2 separate regions of the Homo sapiens genome follow, and region 1 is linked to region 2. A link is an interaction called in ENCODE POLR2A ChIA-PET data of the cell type or tissue named here. Cell type or tissue: OCI-LY7. All regions are shown on one strand.

What was found. ChIA-PET counts read pairs that join two places held together with the same protein. Peaks named below come from ENCODE experiments on the same cell type or tissue, not always from the same donor. Only the 100,000 strongest peaks of a DNase experiment are listed, where the experiment ranks them.
Region 1: POLR2A ChIA-PET joins it to region 2 with 7 read pairs; 2 of 35 experiments call an interaction of 5 or more read pairs at or near these places.

The regions. Positions count from the first base shown.
Region 1 is chrX:40,102,341-40,106,340 of GRCh38, reverse strand. LOC107985687 (translation initiation factor IF-2-like) reads left to right here. Exons shown (of 1, transcript NR_171574.1): 1 at 1-4,000. It also overlaps a transcript of BCOR not described here. Among named protein-coding and RNA genes, the nearest start is that of BCOR, 6.4 kb to the right of the region's middle. RefSeq lists silencers at 191-300, 881-1,130, 1,221-1,400 and enhancers at 401-450, 3,212-3,802. In OCI-LY7, no CTCF peak of the experiment used is centred here; DNase peaks (open chromatin) are centred at 350, 690, 1,000 and 1,520; H3K4me3 peaks cover 2,179 bases; H3K27ac peaks cover 1,655 bases.
Region 2 is chrX:40,658,609-40,662,608 of GRCh38, reverse strand. It overlaps MED14 (mediator complex subunit 14), which reads left to right. Exons shown (of 31, transcript NM_004229.4): 27 at 3,002-3,181; 28 at 3,275-3,382. Among named protein-coding and RNA genes, the nearest start is that of CXorf38, 13 kb to the right of the region's middle. In OCI-LY7, no CTCF peak of the experiment used is centred here; no DNase peak of the experiment used is centred here.

The sequences.
Region 1 (4,000 bases), 560 kb after region 2:
TCATCCTCCTCGCTGCAGCGCTGTGTGCACTCTCATTAGAGTAGGGAGGCTTTTCTCTGTGCACTCGCTCGGCTCCCGCTGGCAAAACAACGCCTTCCCGGGCCGGGCCCTGGGCCAGGAGAGTCGGGGAGGGTGGGACGGAGGTGGGGGGTGGGTGAGGCAGGGCAAGCCTTGCAGGTCAGCTCCGCCGCCGGATCTCCTCCGGACACGGAGGAGACGGGGAGCGTCCATTGGCCCTTCCCTAGGTGGAGTGGCAAAGTCCGAGCCCCGCAGCCGACCCTACGTCCCTACGTGGAGGGGGGCGGGTGGAGTACCGGTGCCGCCATGACCTACTCCCGTCCCCCGCCGGAGGCTAGAGTAGGGCTGAGGGGGAGATGAGTGTGTCTGGTTTGGAGAGCGGGGGCGGACACTGGGAAGGCTCCCAAAACAGGTTTTGCCCCATCTGTTTTATGAACGACCTCTTCAGGCCAGAAGCCGGATCCCAGGGGTGGCGGCCCTTCGACCTTCGAAAGGAGACCCGGGCCCCCAGCAGGCCCTCTGGCTTCGCGCTCTGTCGCCTGCAGTGGGTGGGAGATGGGGGTGGCCGAGGCTTGGCTGCTCCTGGCCCTGAGCTTCGGAGCCCTATTTTCTCCTCCGCGATCTCTGCACACAACAGTAGGCAGCCTCTCACAGCAGCACGCGCCCAGCTGCAGGGCCTGGGAGCAGGTGTTCCTGCCCGGCCGGAGTGGCGGCTCCGCGCCCCTCCGGTCCCAGCTGCGGAGCTGCGAGCGGTGCGGGGGGGCGTGCTTATGGTGGTAGCAGAGGGACAGGGACATCTCATCGGACCGCAGGAAGGGTCCTCTCGGCTTACACCGGGATACCGCAGGGCCCGGGTGGTCGCCTGGGGCGAGGAGGGATCAGGGGTGACGCGCGGCCAGCCCTCGTCTGGAACAGCCCTGGGGCCAGCGGAGGCCGCTCGGGGCGGCGCGAGGGCTTCCGGTCCCCGTGACTGCGGCGGCGGCGGCGGGGCGGCCGCGAGGAGCACCCTCCCCTGGCTGCTGCCGCCGCGCGGCTCTCGGAACGGCGCCCCAGGAGCCTCTCTGCGTCTGGCAGCGCCGCTTTCGGCTTGCGCTGGGATGGGGGCCGCAGGGTGGTCTCGGCCCAGCCCCCACGGGGAGGGGCGGGGAGGCGGGGTCCGGAGACCCCGCGGGAACGGCCGCGCGCCTCCCAGCACCCCCTCCTCGCCGCCGCCGCCGCTGCTGCTGATATGGCGGGCACGTGAAGCGCAGCTTGGCGCCCCGGCGCCAGCCAGGGAGCGGCCTGCCCCGCCGACTCAGCTTACCCGCGGGCCCAGGAACGCGGAACCGAGCCTGGCCGGGCTCCGCGGAGCCCGCACCTCCGCCCGCAGCTCGCTGCGGCCCCGCACCCTCTCCCCGCCTGAGCCCGGCCTTGGGGCCGCGCCAGGCGGCTCGCCCGAGGGGAACTCGGGCTGACTAATGGGACGCGTGTGGGCCTTACGTGAGGCCCGGCTGTCAGCGGATACCCGCTTGCTCGGAGCTTAGACCGCGGCCAAGCTTTTCGGGGAAGGGCGAGAGGAGGGGTTTCCCCGCTGGGCGGTTTCAGCTCCCCAGGGACAATCCGTCCGCGGCAGGCCCCAACCTTTGGATCTTGCAGCCTGGCTTGGAGACGGTAGACTTGGCATGTGCCGGACGCCACGGTGCCGACCCGGTCGGGGGCAGGGGGTGGGAGCCTCGGGGTTGTGAGCTGGGGGTGGGCAGAGGCTAGGTCAGCTTGGTCTGGGGCGCCCGCCTTGAGGTTTGCATTCTGGGGCTAGCCACTGGGCCGGGGGGAATTTGCAGGGCGCTCTGAGGTCGTGGAGTCTGATACCAAAACCTTCCTCGACAAAGTCTTCCGGAAACCCCTTCGCGAAATTCCTGTGCGGAAAGAAGGATTTCTAAAACTCCCCGAGGGTCCGGTTCGGCTGGGAGCTTTCGGGTTCTAGGGAGTGTGATTTCCTTTCTCTCCCTTTATAGGGGCCTATAAATATCAGAAGAGTTTCTTCTTATTTCGCATTAACAACCACTTCATGTTGACATAGTTATATGACCCTCCCAAGTATAACTACCTGTTTAGTTTGAAGGCACTGAGTGCGATGGCGAAACACAAACATCGACCAGTAACTAAGAGAAGGAAAACCCAGCCGCGAGCTTGGGTTGGATACAGGATAAATCCTCATCACGCATCCCTGGTTTTATTCAGCCTAATTGCACTAGTAATCCTGCCCCCCGCGAGAAAGCCTGAAATCCTGCAGTCGAGGTGCGACTTTTCCTGGGGAGCCCCGCCAATGGGGGGTGGGTTGTCAGTGGAGGGGAGGTGGGTTTTAAATGTCACTTCCAAATGAAAATCTTTCTTTCTTTTCTTTTTCTCTTTTTCTTTTTTGATCCAGTTTTCGAAAAGAGCATTTTTGCGAGATAAGAAGTGACCGATCAAAATCGCTAAGGGGAGGTTGTAAGCAGCCGCTTTGCCCCAGCTTAGCGTTATCTTATCTCTCACACTTGCATGGCGGAAAAAAAAATTGGCTTATCTTTATCCCCACCCCCTTCTCGCCTTAATTGCTAAAAAACACTAGTGTGTTAAACCGGGAGGAAGGAGGTCTCTGGAGTGTCAGTGGAAAAGGAAGATTCAAAAATGTGGGCTCCCGGGGGAAGCAAGGGTGGCAGAATTTATTCTTTCCCCCAGGCCTTTCTGGTACAACACAGGGTGTAGTCCAGGGTGGAAGGCTGGGTGGCTCTTTTTTTAAATTATTATTTTAAGAACAAAATCTGGGCTTGGCCTTGGGTCGTGTGGCTTCCCCAGGCCTCGCTTTCTGAACTTCTCCCCTCCTTCATCTCTCAAAAGCTGCTGGTGGGTCTGGGTTGAGGCCTCTCACTCTGCCTTCATCCTCCCTCCTCTAGACACATCCTCCTTTTGGGGAGGGGGGGATGCAAGGCTAGGACACATAGCCTGCTGGAAATCATTAAAATATATGCGAGTGTCTGCAAACACACACTTTTAAATCATGGCGTTTCCCCTCCACGCTGGTCTATTTAAACTCCAGAGCGAGCTGGATCTCCTCCCTCTCAGTCGTTTGTCTGTGTCACCGACAGGCCGCTAATGGCCGGGCTTCCAGGCGCTGTGCATTATGCATTAGCCTCCTCCCTCCGCCGCACACAGAAGGTTCTGTCAGGCCGCACCACACAAACCACCCTGAGCCCCCCCACCCCACCCCCCGCACTCAGGGCCGGGGGCTGCGCGGCTGCTAACGCGCTGGGAACGCAGGTATGGAGAGGAGGATGAGCACCGAGAGCAGAGTGGTTCGGAAGGTGGAATGGGAGCGGGTGAAATGTGCCGAAGATTACACCGTTTGGAATGCCCAGTCCGTTGTGAGCCCCAAAGCTTTGCTCCTGGCTGCGACCTTCTCGAGGCAACCATCCCGCGCCACTCACCTCTGTGACCGACTTTGTTGGGGGCGGGAGGGCAGAGGTATTTAGAGACAGATCAGCACCGCTTTCCCTTCTGCTGGTCCGTACCCACCTTCCTGCTGCAGGCGAGGGGCTGGCAGAGCCTTCTCTACCCCTCCAGTTCGGGAGTGGTACCGCGAAGGGGTTCGGGGTGGTGCGTCTTCGCAGGGACCCGGTGGGAGTGGAGGAGGGAAGCTGGATACAAAATGGCTGGGGCCGGAGGCCGGCACACTGGGTCCGAAGGCGAGTAGTTGGTGGTTCCCCGCCCCCTCTCCCGGCGGTTCCCACTCACTGCCCCCAGCCGGGTAAAATATGCGCAGAAGGCGCCTTGCTAAATAAGCAGCCGAGGCGGGACGTGGCGTCCGGGTTTATCTGCAGGAGCACCCGGCCCAGCGCGGCGGCGTCGAGGGCTCTTAAGCCCTTGCCGAGCGCAAGAGGCGGCCAGCCTCCCAGAAGCCTCCTGTATTATGCCCATTTGGTCGACACCCAACCACCCTGCGGGCCCCCGTAGTGTAGATGCC
Region 2 (4,000 bases):
ATAGCATACCAGTAATTATTTGCCTTCTGGAGTGCCCGTGCGGGGAGGCTGATTTTGACTCTGAGTCTTTATTGAAATAAAATAATTGGCTGGGTGTGGTGGCTTATACCTGTAATCCCAGCACTTTGGAAGGCTGAGGCAGGAGGATCACTGAGCCCAAGAGTTCCAGACCACCCTAGGCAATATAGCAAGACCCTCTCTCTACAAAAAATTTAAAAAATTAGCAGGCATGCACCTGTAGTCCTAGCTACTTGGGAGGTTGAGGCAGGAGGATTGCTTGAGACCAGGAGTTCCAGGTTACAGTGAGCTGTGATCATGCTGCTGCACTCTGTCCTGGGTGATCGAGTGAGACCCTGTCTCTAAAAAAATAAAAAGAGAAAAAAAATTTGAAGAAAATTATTTATGGTTACAAGGACAAAAGCTTCTTTTTAAATATGTGAACAGGACGGGCACGGTGGCTCACGCCTATAATCCCAGCACTTTGAGAGGCTGAGGTGGGCAGATCTCTTGAGGTCAGGAGTTCAAGACCAGCCTGGGCAACATGATGAAACCCCGTCGTCTACTAAAAAATACAAAAATTAGCCAGGCATGGTGGTGCGCACCTATAATCCCAGCTATATGGGAGGTTGAGGCAGGAGAATTGCTTGAACCTGGGAGGCAGAGGTTGCAGTGAGCCAAGATCGCGCCACTGCACTCCAGCCTGGGCAACAGAGTGAGACTGTGTTTCATAAATAAATAAATAAATGAACAATTGAATTTTTAAAAACTCTCGTAGAAAAAAGACTTCTAAAAAAAAAAGAAGAAAAGAGACTTCTAACTTATCCTATGCTGATAGCCTTAGGAGATAATTTATAATTGAGAGCACCAGTTCTACAGTCAGGCTGCCTGGGTTTGTAGCCAGCCATACTACCTGCTAATGTGTGCTTAGGCAAATTTCTTCAGATAATAGTATTTACCTAACTGATAACAGTTGTGTGAATTTGAGATAGTTCATGTAAAGCCCTTAATATACTGTCTAGGCATTTTCATTATTTATAATTACTGTTATTATTGGTAGATGCATGTGCTAATGAGGTAGTCAAAATGGTGAATGTTTAGGCCGGGCACAGTGGCTCATGCCTGTAATCCCAGCACTTTGGGAGACTGAGGCGGGCGGATCACTTGAGGTCAGGAGTTTGAGACCAGCCTGGCCAACATGGCGACACCCTATCTCTACTGAAAATACAAGGCCAGGCGTGGTGGCTCATGCCTGTAATCCCAGTACTTTGGGAGGCTGAGGCAGGCGGATCACTTGAGCCCAGGAGTTCGAGACCAGCCTGGCCAACATGGTGAAACCCCATCTCTACTGGAAACACAAAAATTAGCTGGGTGTGATGGTGCACGCCTGTAATCCCAGCTACTTAGGTGGCTGAAGCATGAGAATCATTTGAACCCGGGAGGCAGAGGTTGCAGTGAGCCGAGATCGTGCCACTGCACTCCAGCCTGAGCAGACAGAGCGAGACTCTCAAAACAAACAAAAAACAAAAATTATCTGGGTGTGGTGGCACATGCCTGTAATTCCAGCTACTCGGGAGACTGAGGCAGGAGAATCGCTTGAACCTGGGAGGTAGAGGTTGCAGTGAGCCGAGATGGTGACACTGCACTCCAGCCTGGGCAACAGAGCGAGACTCCGTCTCAAAAAATAAAAAAAGAATTAAAAATGGTGAATGTTTAAAATATTCACTCCATGTTTAGTGTAAAGCCATTTTGCAACCTTCATACTAAGATTTGGTGGGGAAACGTTTTTGAATAAATTAGCATTCAAAAGAAAGAAAAATAATAAAATAAACTAAAATTAGCACTCAAAATGGTAATCATCAGACCCGGGATCTAGCCTCAGCTATGCCACTTACCATCTATGTAAGCTTTCAGCTCTTTGGCCTCATTTTGCTCAGCTGCATAATCAACATACTCTGCTAAAACGGGTCAGTAAACTACGGCCCCTGGTGCTATGTCCTTACCACCTGTTTTTGTAAATAAAGTTTTATTGGAACACAGCCACACCTGTTCATTTATTTATTGTCTATAGCTGCTTTCAGCTGTGATGACAACATTGAATAATTGTGACAGAGACCATATAGTGCATAAAACCTGCAACTTTTTCTATATAACACTTTACAGAAAAAGTTTGTCGACCCCCGGGGCTAGAATAAGAGCCTAATCCAGATCTAACCTTTTGTAATTGTACTCTGTCTTCTTTTTTTCTAATGTGCCACTTTAAAAAAAGATATTGTGGAAAATGTTCAGCATATACAGAAGTAGAATGGTATAATGAACTTCTGTACTCTCATCACCCACCTCCAACAGTTAACTAATATCAGTATTGTTTCATCTAGAACTCCTCCCCCCAGATTTTCACAGCAAATCTCAGACATAATTTCTTGCATAAAAATTTTTGCATATGTCTCTAAAAAGTATAGACTCTTAAAACAAAACAAAACAAAAAACACAACCTGCACCATTCTCATACCTAAAAAAAATAATTTCTGTATCACATATCTAGTTGATACCCAGATTTCCCAGGTTGTCTCATTTTTTACACTTTGAATCAGAACCGAAATAAGTTTTTCTAAGTCCCCTTACAACTTTTGGTTCCCCCATCTAGTTCTCCTTCTTCATCCTTATGCAATTCGGAATCACTTAGTATTTTTTTGATCCCTATGTTTTCTATCACATTGGTCAGTCCTCTGGATCAAACTACTGCATGAATTCAGGCTCAAGTTTTTTTATGTTGTTTTGCAAGAATACTTCATAGGTAGAGTTATGTTCTTCCATCAAGAGGCACATAATGTCTGATCGCATCTCTTTTTGCAGTGTTGCCAGCAGCTGATGCTCAATGCTGTAGGTGCCTTTGTTTTGGAATAGGTATCAACTTAGTGGTTTTCCTTTTGGAACAATTCTCAGTAACATCTTCATTTTCTCTTTGACTTACATGTTAATTTGATGTGTCCTTGTTTTGTAGCTGCAGCTGATAAATTCTAATGAACCCGGAGTGATCATGTTTAAGACTGATGCACTGAAATGCAGAGTAGCTCTTAGTCCCAAAACCAACCAAACGCTTCAGCTAAAAGTGACACCTGAAAATGCAGGACAGTGGAAACCTGATGAACTTCAAGTTTTGGAGAAATTCTTTGAAACAAGAGTATGTGTTTAATAGTGCATAATTTGAATATAATTAATGAAACAGAAGCATTAATGTAGAATGAAGAGTAACTTGCTTTATTTATCCCTGTAGGTTGCAGGACCACCATTTAAAGCTAATACGTTAATAGCCTTCACCAAGCTATTAGGAGCTCCTACACACATCCTCAGGGATTGTGTGCACATTATGAAGCTGGAGCTGGTAAGTCACAGAGATATACATTTCTAGCAAGGTTTGTTTGAGGAGGTTAGAGTTGGTGGGAGCAGTGTTTATTGGTTTTCACCCATCTATGTAGTTTCTTCTATTTTTCTCTTAAATTCTTAATTTTTAACTTAAATTTTATTTATCTTTGAATAGGTAACACAATTCTGTTTTATCTTTTGAATTTAAAACAAGATAATATAGTGAGAAATTTCCCATCAGTTCCTGTCTAGCTATCCCTGTCCCCTCTATCCCTGTCCAACTGTCTTCTGGCCAACCAGAGTTACCATGGCTTGCCTCTCCTTCCAGAGATGGTCCATTCATAAAAGCAAATAACATTGCTCTCATAAACTTTTGATTGATTGAGACACGGTCTCACTCCGATACCCAGGCTGGAGTGCAGTGATGAGATCTCAGTTCACTGCACCCTCGACCTCTGGGGCTCAGGTGATTCTCCCACCTCAGCCTCCTGAGTAGTTGGGACTACAGGTGCACGCCACCGCGCCTGGCTTTTTTTTTTTTTTTTTTTTTTTTTTTTGGTAGAGACGGAGTTTCACCGTGTTGCTCAGGCTGGTCTCAGACTTCAGGTCTCAAGTGATCCACCCACCTTGGCCTCCC